Regions from separate parts of the Mus musculus genome. Here region 2 is linked to region 1. A link is a contact called in ENCODE Hi-C or POLR2A ChIA-PET data. All regions are on one chromosome and are shown on one strand. Each heading gives the region's core, a stretch centred on a gene start or an enhancer-like site at or near the end of the contact. The rest is flanking DNA. Distances are from core to core; before and after follow the strand shown.

Region 1 (6,049 bases), core at 2,805-5,304:
GGGAGACTTTTGTCTAAAATAATGTTAGCATTATAGTTCTGAAGCCCTAAACTGGTACAACCTCAATGGTGAAGTTAATAGGCCAGGGGCCGGAGACGGCTCAACAGTTAAGAGCATTTGCTGCTCTTGCAGAGGAACCAGGTTCAGTTCCCAACTCTCCTCTCAGCTCACAACCACCATCCAGTTCCAGGGGATCCAATGCCCTTTTCTGGCTTCCAAAAGTACCAGGCACAAGTGGTATATATAACATACATGCACACAAAACACTCACACACAAAATAAAAATAATTTATTTTAAAAAGTTAATGTGACAGTTAATTGTGTTAACTTAAGTAGCCTCTTTATTCAGTCTGCTTTAATCGCTTAGTAAATGCCCACTCGGTAATATATAGCCCTGGCTGACACTGAACTCAGAGATTCTCGTGCCTTTGTCTCACAAGTACTGAGATTAAAGGTGTGCATCACAAATGGCATCAACCTCTATCTATAAAATGTTCATCCAACATTGTATTTTCAAACGCCCACCACGTTCCTCACTTCAGATGTATGTCTTATCCTGCCATAACAGAAGCACCTCTCCTCCACTGACTACTGGACTCAATTCTCTGAACTCGTGTGTGTGTGTGTGTGTGTGTGTGTGCGTGCGTGTGTGCACACGCGCGCACGCGAGCGCATGTGCGAACAACAAGTGCATTTCCCTGGCTTACAGATGAGAGAGGAGTTCGGTGATGCAGGGCTGTAAATTGATACTTAGGAGGCACAGGTAGAAGGATCGGGAGTCCAAGGCTCACCTTGGTTTAATGCCTTGAACACCATGCTAATGCTGTCTTTAACACTGATAATAGTGGGTGCGTATTGGCACATACCTTTAGTTTCAGCTCTCAGAAGCAGAGTCAGGCAGAACTCTAGAGAGTTTGAGGCCAGCCAGGGCTGTTACACAAAGAAACCTTGTCTCAAGAGGGAAAAAATGTTGATGAAATGGAAATCAAATGCAAATTAATTTGTAGTTAAAATGAAAGAGCTCTACATCCAAATGGTGAAAACAACACAACCTTAGACGGAATACAGTCTGGACAAGGCAAACTATAGCAGACACTTAGTCAAAACTACTGTTATTCCAAGCAAAATCAAGTACAAAGGGGGAAAGGGATTACAGAACTGTGCCCCAGCTCAGGCCGACAGTGTTCCAGGTCAGCAGGATACACAAGTCAAAAGGAAGGCTTACTGCCCACCAAGGGACTGGTGGCCTGCAGAGGCCCTTTGCCAAAGTTCACTGTGGCATGCTGGTCTTGCTCTTGACCAATGGACATTATCCTACAAGTTAGGACAATGATGCAGAATCCTAAGTTTTAGGTTTAAGAAAAACGAAACAAAATAACTAATATAAATAAGAAGGCTAAGATTTATAAACATGCTGAGTGGTGTAGGCCAGCCTGGTCTACAGAATGAGTTCTAGAACAGCCAGGGCCAAACAGAGAAACCCTGTCTCAAAAAAATAAAAAAATGTATAAACATAAAAAAAAAATTATAAGCACGCACATGCCAGCACTCAGAAGCTGAGGCAGGCTGCTTGCTGGATTGGAGGACAACCTCGTATACATAAAGAAACCCTGTCTCAAAAAAAAAAAAAAAGTAAAAAAAGAAATGCACACACACACACACACACACACACAAGTCTTTAATCCCAGCACTCAGGAAGCAGGTGTATAGCTGTGAGTTCAAGGTCAGCCTGGTCTATATAATGAGTTCGAGGATAGCCAGGGACCCTGTCTCCAAAAGTTAAAATTAAAAAAAAATTAAAAAGATGTGTGTGTGTGTGTTGTGTGTGTAAATCCTGCCCTGTTTAAATGCAGACTAAGAGTAGCCCCTAGCTCTCAGCATTCAGGATGCAGAGCACTATTTCTTGAGATCCGATCTGGTACCTGCAAAGTAACCAAAAGACAAAAGGATCCTGTAGTTTTGAGCAGAAAAGCCGAGGCTCCGACTTCAGCACAACGAGACTCACTTGTTGCCAGACTTAACTGCGATTATCACCGTGAGCACTTTAGCTCACCTTAGGGCTCTTTATCTCCTCCAGCTCGACAGCACACAGAAACCCAAAGCACTCTCACAGAGCAGCTCTGGCTGGCCTGCAACTCACTCTACCTGCCAGGGCGGCTCAAACTGTGGAGGACTTGCAGGGCCACACACAGTCTGTCTCCAGCACCTATGATCTTCACTGGATTCCCTGAGCAGTCTGACTCCAGCTCTCCCCACACACAGGCCAGTCTGTCCACATCCCACCACCACACCTTTCTCATTCCAGGTTCTCTGCAAGTTCTGGAAAGGCACGTTCCTCCTCTCACTTCAAGGCCTTGACAAACTCTGTTCCCTCAACCTGGAATGTCCTTTTCACTCCTGCCTGCTCACCCCCTTTTCACACCAACCTCTTCTCAGTCATATCCTCAACAAAGCCTTCTTTGAATCTTCCACAAAAGTCATATTCCTGGGAAACATCTCTGTACTGCTCCATTACTCCTTCGGAGTAGATTTTACACACACACACACACACACACATTTATGTATATGTGTGTATATATATGTATATATGTAGATGTATATATATATGTGTGTGTGTGTGTATACATATATATATAGAGAGAGAGAGAGAGAGAGAGAGGGAGAGAGAGAGAGAGACAAGTGGTCTCACTATTTATTTAGCTTTGGTTGGCTCTGCCTCCTAAGTGCTAGGACTAAAGGTTAGTGCTCTATCACACGCCAAATGCACGACTATTAAAACCTATCTCCTCTGAATCTGTCTGGAAGCTCTGACAGCAGAGTCCCTGTCTGCTTCCTAAACCTTAGCACTCCCATAGTATCAGCCATAGAGCATGCAGTATATGAACAAGTATCACCAGACTTCAAAACTATTTCCCACTTTTCCACAATGCAGCCTACTACAAAAGCCTGGCCTTTGGCACCCCTAAATCATGTCTTCTTCTCTCATCAGGCCCTCAAATAACGAGGCTTTCACTGAGTAAAAAGTTCTCCTCTGTTGCCTCCAATCCCACCGACTTGCCAAGACCCAAACTCAAGTTTTCTTTCCTCCAGGATACTTTTCTCCTCCTTCTGTTTTTACCAGTTCTATACAACCTCATCTTTCCCCTGTGACTTATCTTCCCACCATCAATGTGAACTTTTAGGGCTGGGCTATTCACACCCGACCATTTCATTCCCGGGGCACCACTAAGTACAGAGTAGACAATTTTCCCCCTGATAACATTTTTCCTCTGAAAAGAACACAAGCTTCCCTCTTATGCCTCATAGGTGATTCAATCTGCCTTATAAGAGACTCTGTCCACCAGTTCCTTTTCGGGGATGTTGTTTAACCTCCCCCAACCCCAATCTAGTGAAATGTTTTTAAGCTGCCTGTATTCCTGTTTCATCCACTGCCTACAATGACCCCCGTGTCCTCTGTGACCGCCCCCTGCCTGCAGTGGGCACCCCTTCCGCCCTGAAAACTGTAATCCCTTCTATTCACATACAGGCGTAAACACCCAGTGGAGACTGCACACACACGCCGGTGAACCCTGAGCCTCACCTGAGGCATTCTGTCACTGTCCACCTTCTCACAAGTGACCAGGACTCGCTGGGATTCCCACCCAAGAAGGACCCGAATGTACAACACTTCTCCCTTCTGCCACTGAGTTCCCCGTCTGGGCCCCTTCCCCCTCCTTCTTCTTCCAAAGACACCAACCCTAGGCCCTGAGATGCGGAGAGCCCGCACCCAGGCCGGTTGCAGGTCCGACGCCACAGTCTAGGCCCCCGCGCCGCCCCCATCCTTCCCCGGCGGCCACTGCAGCGTCAGCTCCCCGCAGGGCTATCGCTCACTGACCCGAGGTGTCTCAGGAGGCGGCGGCGGCGACAGGTGCGGAGGCAGGAAGCCTGGTAGACGTTAACCGCTCAGCGCTCCATCCCTCCCGGACCTAAGCTCCGGCCTTTCGGCTTCCTCGACCCCTGCGCCCAGAGCAAGTCACGTGCCAGCCGGAGCAGTCAGCTGACCGCGGCGCACGCCGCTCCGCCTACGCGCGCGCACCACTGCGCGCAATCACGATGCGGCCAGGCCTCCGGAGAAGGCGGGGCTGAGAGAGCGCGCAGAGCGGGCTTCCGGGTGGGCGGAGCTTGCCGCTCCTCCAGATGCACCTGCGGTGGTTGGCCAGCCACCAGAAAATTCCCGCCCACCCTAAAATTACCCACAGGTTTCAGCCATTCAGACTCCCCCAAGCTCCTGCACTGACTTCTGCACTGCAAGTTTTGACAGTCCAGGTTTCGGGGAAATTTTTTCTAATAATCCACTTCAGTAGTTTCATATTTTTCATCCAATCTGGTATCACTTCGTTCCATAAAGTGATAAAGTGTTCAGGTTTAGTTACTCAGCACCAAACATTGTTAATTAGTTTTTTAGAATTAGCTAGTGGAGTGACCCCCTTGCCAGGAACTCCAAACTGTCTGGTTTAGGGGTACCAAAATGGATACAGGAAGTCAAGAAAGGTTTATGGACAGGGAAAAACCATCAGCCTTGGGTTCCAGAAAAATAGATATCAACCTACTCTCACAAACCGTGCACATCTCATTGGTTGAGAAGTTAGGTGGTGCATATCTCAGCATTTTAGGTTGCATAGAGGATTGGGGACTTGTCTATTTTAATCGTTTTTAGATTTACAGCTTAGCAAAGTGAAGCTCCAGAGGTTATGGTTCTGTTTGCACAATGTGTGGGCACTCCTGGCTGTTCTTACTAGCAAGCGGAATAATAGATTTCCATTGTCAACCTGACTGGCTTTAGAATTGCTAGGAGACAAACCTCTTGGAGGGAGTTTCCAGCCAGGTTTAATGTAGGACATTCACCTCGAATATGGGCAGCAGCATCTTGAATGATAGGAACCAACACAGAATGTTTTTTTTTTTTTTTTCGAGGCTTAGAGAGATGGCTCTGAGGTTAAGAACACATACTGCTCTCACAGAGGATCTGAATTCCTTACTGGCACCCACCTGGAGTGCCTTGTGACTCCAGCTACCTCCAGGAGATCCGATTGGCTTCATCTGGCCTCCTGCAGAACCTGTAATCATATGCACTCCCAGGAAGACAAAACACTCATACACATAAATACAAATAAAATTAATCTTTTAAAAATGATAAATAGGATTAGAGAGAGAAGGTTCAACAGGTAATGGGGCACTAACCACCAAGACTGATGGCCTGAATTGTATCCCCAGAACCACAAAGTGTATTCTGCAAGATAGCCTCCCATCTCCACATGCAAGCTGTAGTACCCACAAATAAATAAATGTAATAAAATTGTCAAATAAATAATCTTTTTTTAAAGGAGAAAGCTAAGCATCAACATTCATTGCTCTCTGCTTCCTGACTACCAATACAATGTAACCAGGGCTCTCAGACTCCTGCCTTCAGAGCTACAATTACTCTCACCACCTTGCTGAACTGTGAGCCAAAAGAAACCCTTCTGTATTCATTGCTTTCCTATTGCTGTGATAAAACACATTCCAGTCCATTACCATCACAGCAGGGAAGTGTGGCAGTAGACAGACATAGCAATCATAATAGCTGAGAGCTCACAAATCAAATAACAAGCAGGAAGCAGAAAGCAAAGGAAAAAAACGGTATGAGTCTTTGCCCCTTACAGTGACATACTTCCTCCAGCAAGGCCACAGCCCCTAAATTTCCTCAAACAGTCCCACCAAACAGGGACCAAGTATTCAAATTCCTAAGGCTGTGTAGGATGCCTCGTTCACCAAACCACAGCTTCCTTCCTTGTTTTTGTCGATTATTTTGTAGCAACAAAAAAAAAAAAAAGGCAATACACAAAATTGTTAGCAAGGAACGGGTTCTTCAGTCTAATAAACCTGTTTCTTAAGTCTTTGAAATTGGTTTGCAGGATCTGTGTGTGAGAGTTTGGCGCTGTGGCCTAGAGCAGCTCTGGAATGCTTTATGGATAGTTTAGTGAGTCATAGTGAGTGGGATCCCGAAGACCAGAATGCCCACAGGAATAAA
Region 2 (5,395 bases), core at 89-2,588, 360 kb after region 1:
AGCCCACAGGAGGGCAGTGACTTTTGTCTCATGATCTGCCTGTCCCAGGGAGAAGATAAAAATCTCTAGTTTGCTTTAAGCCCCGTTATCACTCCCTCCGGCTCCAACAGCTGCCGTGAACCCGCACAAACGGGCGAGGGGGCGGGGCAATAGGGCGCCAACGAGGAGCCAAGAGCTCTCAGACTAGGAGGCTACAGCCTCAGCCGGGCTGCTGCACCCACAAGCTGGCTTCCCTAAGAAGCTCAGCTTGCCCTCAATCCCTGGAGCGGTGGAGGGGGCAGGGACAGGAACTCGATGTTTGACCGGGTCAGGAATCCCACCTGCAAGCATGCTTTCCTCACCCCATCCCCTCAAGCGGTTTCTTGGTAGGGCGTCGGCGAAGACTGTGGTCCCGCGGGTGGGGGAAGTGGAGTCCACCTTGGAAATAGCTCGAACATTGTATTTTAAACTTCAACTACATCAAACTCAAACTCGATTCTGCCACCGAGCGTCGGGTCTGGGGCTCCCTGCCACGCCACTAGCTCTTTGGTACCGGCTTCCCTTAGTCCCCACTCCAACCGCCCAGAAGGACGGGAGGGACGCGCAGAGGCGGGCCCTGCTGCTAGTGCCTGTGCTGCAGATGGGAGGACGAGCCAGCGCCTGCCGCCTTGGGCGTGGGCGGTGAGTGCGAGCAGGTGTCTGTTCCGTGACAGGGCTCCCGCCGCCACCATCTCGCCCTGGTTCTCCCCAGTCCTCCGGCTTAGAGTGACAAAACCCGGCAAATGCTCAGAAATGCCGCTCAGTGGTTCATCCATCCCTTGCTTCCACGCAAGACCCACGAGAACCACGCTGCCAAAGAACGTCTGGTGGCTCGGAGCCGCGCTCGCAGCCTCCGCCTCCGCCTCCTGCTCGGGGTCCCGCCCACTCCCTGGCGGGCCCAGACGCTGTGGGCGCGAAGGGGACTGGGCGGAGCGGGCTTCCCTTCCCACCCCCCACGTGGGGCCGGCTCTCCGCAAAGCCTAGTCGCCGCCACCGCGCCTCCCAGCTATGCCCCGCCGCCGGCGCCGCCCCCGGGCATGGGCGGAGGACTGAAGGCTAGGGTTGGGCGAGGGGCGTCACGGAGTCAGGTGGTCCCCGGAGTTCCCCGGGGCTGGACCGAGGGAACACGGTGCCTCGGGTTGTGTACACGCTCCACTGACAGAGCCTCTTGCAGCCGGGCAGCCGCTGATCACGCGTGGCTCTGCCAGCTCATTGGCTGAGGCCTCACACACCTTTGCCGCTGATTGGTCGACACTAGGCCCCGCCCTCTACCCCGCCCGCGGCGCGGGGCAGGCAGAGCGGCTACCTGCACGGGGAGGGGGGCAGACAGCGCGGAGCGCGGTGGCGTCGACGTCTAGTGTCTCAGTGCTCCCGTCTGTGGCTAACTAAGCAGCCAGCAGCCAGGCAGCTCGCGACCTGCGGCCAGGCAGCCAACCATGCTCAACTTCGGCGCTTCTCTCCAGCAAGCTTCGGTAAGTTACCTGAGGATGCTGGTCCTTTCCTGCCGGTCAGTGTAGGGGAGCCAGCCGGAGCGCGAAGCATGAGCCCCTAAATAAGCCACGCCTGAGAACCCAGGCTGCAGCGGGGTCTTGCAAGGGATTTCCTCCCTGCAGGCTGGAATATCATCGAGGGCATGTGCAAAAAAAAAAAAAAAAAAAAAAAAAAAAAAAAAGGGTCGGAAGAAGCCTGGGACCTGGACCAGGGGAGAGCGATCCTGGGTATCCAGGAGACAAGGAGGACTCTCAGGGAGACCCCAGGAGACGAGTGAGCTGGAGGGGCTGTCTCCCTGGAAGCGCGGTTTAGATGGAGGGGGCGCCCTGCACCTGGCTCTGGCGGGAGATGCCCCTGTCTGCACCAGGAATGCGACCCGGGGTGACAAGGACTACTCACGGTCTGCCTAGCCGAGAGGAGGGCGCCTGCTCTTCGGGGGAGGGGGAAACCCTGCCAGGTGGAGACCGCGGGGCTGGGCTAGCCCGGGGCTGGGGGAGGGGATGGCCGGCTTCGCGCGGGGTATGGAAGGCACGCGGACTCTGCGGCCGCCAGGGGAGCCGCGGCGCCCCCGCAGACGTCGGGAGGGGACTCCCCATCCGAGGCGGAGGCAGGTGGCTGCCTATAGATTACTCTTGGCAGGGGGCAGGGTCCTGCCTTGGAGCCCGACAGCTTGGCGGGGGAGTCGGGACCGCGAGACGCGGGGGCCGCGTGTCGAGGCGGGAACCGTGGGGCCGCGCGCCTGGAGCCCGTGCTGTGGGCGCCGCACGTCTGGGAGCCTGCAGAGACTGCTTGCGGGGGCTCAGGCTGCCGGAAACAGCAGTCGGACGAATGCTGCAGATGCGGGTAGGCTGAGGTCCCGCGGGCCGAGTGGGCGGAGTGCCCCAGGCTCCGGCCGCTCCCCGGAGGCGGCGAGCAGGAGGAGGGCGGCGGTCGGGCTTCCGCGGGGACCCGGCCCCACCTCCCGCAGCCGAGGCGGAGGCCAGGGATGGGCGGCGAACGGGTGCACCCGGGGAGCTTCTCGTCCCCGAGTGACCCAGCCCCGGCCTCCGCCAGGGGCGGGAACGAGGCCCGGCCCTGCTGTCGGTTCCTAAGGGAACCGCGGCTCGGAGGAGGTGGAAGGGGCGGGCGACTCGGGAGCCGACACCGCCCAGCCCTCGCGCCGCCCGGCGCGCACTGGCGAGCGGTTGGCGGCGGCGCCCGCGGCCCCTCCCCGGCCGAGCGGGGGCGGGGGCCCGTGCTCAGGAAGTAGGGGAAAGGTGACGGCGCGGCAATTCCCAGTTCACGTTTCCTGCGCCGCCCGGAGCAGTCGCTGATCACGCTTTGTTCACATGCCTCGCCCCCTCCTCCTCGCGCCCCCACCCTGCCCGCCCAGCCAATCCGGACGCGGGCCGCGGGCCGGCCGGCCAATGGCAGGGGCGGGGCGCGGGGACGTGCGCGCGGCGGGCAGTGTTCCCGGTGACTCACCCGCCAGCCTCATTGAGGTTAGGGCGGCCCCATCGGTCGGTCCCCGCCAGCGAGGATCTCCCCCGCCGGCCTCCCGCGCCCCGCCCCGCCCCGCCCCGCCTCGCTTCTGCCTCCACCCGGCTTCCCTTTCCTGCCTCGCACCAGCTCTTCGCTCCCTCCCGGCTTCCCCTCCCGGCTCACATTCTTCACCCCTGGCTGCCTTTTTTCCCACCCCTCTTTCTTTGAGTTGGTGACTATAGGCTTTTTACACTTACAGTCTTCATCCATTGCAGCTTACATAAAGGCGCGAACGATTATGCAATTACATTGTTAGTGATGTTTCAAGAACCGTGTCTTGTTTTCCCACACTCAGCAGGAAGATAGGCATTTTTAGAAAAGCGTTAAGATTATCATTGCCATTTTATTTATGTATTAGGTTTTTGCTTTGTCTTTATGAGTTCAGGCTGGCCCTGAACTAGTTATATAGCCAGAGTTGGCCTGGAGCCTTATATTCCAGGCTCCCCCACTTTATGAGGCTTTTCATAATTTTTGCAACCTCTACTTTAACCAGAAGAATTTGGAAGTTCTTTTTAAGAGGAAAGTAGAGATGGTTGGTGATTCTTTTGAAATTCAGGTCATGGAACTTTTAATGTGAGACATTAGGTCGAAGGTGTTGCACACAGAGCATGATCGGTTATCAAATCATGTTTTAATTAAATTAAAACCAACTTGTACTCGGGGTTTTTTGTTTGTTTGTTTTTGCATATCCCAAGAACATATTTTATGCCTGTCTGGTCCCTTATGGTACAGAAAAGCATTGTGTTTAATAAATCTGATAAAAATCATAGATATTAAGAGATTGAGACTTGACCAAAATAAAATATTTTTTTCCTCTTTGGTTGCTTTGTGTGTTTTGCATTTTGAGATGCAACTTCCAACTTCTTGGCCTCCACATTCCTGAGATTATACATGTATCCCACCATGCCTGGCTGTATTTGTGTGTGTCCACTTATTTTACTCAATCTCCACCGTATGTGATGAAGTTACCAATTTCAGACTTTAGGTAACTAGATACCACTTTAACCTGGAAGTAGTTTAAGTCAAATTACATTTTAAGACATTCGTCTTAATTCCCTTACTGGTAATAAGGTGGCCTTTAACCTTGAAATAAAATAGCAAGCATTGGGCATTCCTGCGGTTTGGATAACCAGATAACTGATTAGCTTCAACTTTTGTTTTTGTAGGAGGGGAAAATGGAACTAATTTCTGAAAAGCCCAGAGAGGGGATGCATCCCTGGGACAAAGCTGAGCAGAGTGACTTTGAAGCGGTGGAAGCGCTCATGTCCATGAGCTGCGACTGGAAGTCTCATTTCAAGAAATACCTTGAAAACAGGCCTGTCACACCAGTGTCTGATACCTCCGAGGATGACAGCTTGCTTCCAGGGACGCCTGACCTTCAGACAGTCCCAGCATTTGTAAGTATTTTCAGTGGGTAGAAGTGACAGCATTTTTTAAGAGTTTACATAATGGACCTCTAATTCCTCTCCTTGCTTGTGTTTGTATTTGTAGTGTTTAACGCCACCTTACAGCCCCTCTGACTTCGAACCCTCCCAAGGGTCAAATCTGACTGCATCAGCGCCATCTACTGGCCACTTCAAATCTTTCTCCGATGCTGCCAAGCCTCCAGGCGCCACTCCTTTCAAAGAGGAGGAAAAGAATCCTTTAGCTGCCCCTCCTCTTCCTAAGGCTCAAGCCACCAGTGTCATCCGTCACACAGCTGATGCCCAACTGTGCAACCACCAGTCCTGCCCCGTGAAAGCAGCTAGCATCCTCAACTATCAGGACAATTCTTTCCGGAGAAGAACCCACGGAAATGTTGAGGCTACTCGAAAGAACATACCCTGTGCTGCAGTGTCACCAAACAGATCCAAGCCTGAGCCCAGCACAGTGTCCGATGGTGATGAGAAGGCGGGCGCTGCACTATATGACTTTGCTGTGCCTTCCTCAGAGACAGTAATTTGTAGGTCTCAGCCAGCTCCTTCGTCCCCAGTGCAGAAGTCAGTACTGGTGTCTTCACCTACAGTATCCACTGGGGGAGTGCCACCCCTGCCTGTCATCTGCCAGATGGTTCCCCTTCCTGCCAACAACTCTCTTGTTAGCACAGTTGTCCCCAGCACTCCTCCTAGCCAGCCACCAGCTGTCTGCTCACCTGTGTTGTTCATGGGCACTCAGGTGCCTGAGGGCACCGTCGTGTTTGTGGTACCCCAGCCCGTTGTGCAGAGCCCAAGGCCTCCAGTGGTGAGCCCCAGTGGCACCAGACTGTCTCCCATTGCCCCTGCTCCTGGATTCTCTCCTTCAGCAGCAAGGGTCACTCCTCAGATTGACTCGTCCAGAGTAAGAAGTCACATCTGTAGCCACCCAGGGTGTGGCAAGACTTACTTTA

What was found. Hi-C counts contacts between places; a loop is a spot of excess contacts on that map. ChIA-PET counts read pairs that join two places held with the same protein, here RNA polymerase II (POLR2A).
Region 2: a map of left cerebral cortex shows a loop between it and region 1 (2.2-fold over the local background). The contact joins the promoter of Klf10 here to the promoter of Atp6v1c1 in region 1. A Hi-C loop is called at or near these places in 5 of 37 maps with a recorded cell type or tissue (Patski, T-helper 17 cell, T-helper 2 cell and 2 more). POLR2A ChIA-PET finds 5 or more read pairs at or near these places in 4 of 5 experiments (Patski and embryonic stem cell).

Annotation. Positions count from the first base shown.
Region 1 is chr15:38,659,909-38,665,957 of GRCm38, reverse strand. Atp6v1c1 (ATPase, H+ transporting, lysosomal V1 subunit C1) reads right to left here and starts at 4,054. Exons shown (of 13, transcript NM_025494.3): 1 at 3,875-4,054.
Region 2 is chr15:38,296,654-38,302,048 of GRCm38, reverse strand. It overlaps Klf10 (Kruppel-like factor 10), which reads left to right and starts at 1,338. Exons shown (of 4, transcript NM_013692.3): 1 at 1,338-1,490; 2 at 4,197-4,427; 3 at 4,522-5,395. The coding sequence starts at 1,455. It overlaps Gm35248 (a long non-coding RNA gene), which reads right to left and starts at 3,302. Exons shown (of 3, transcript XR_001781645.2): 1 at 3,228-3,302.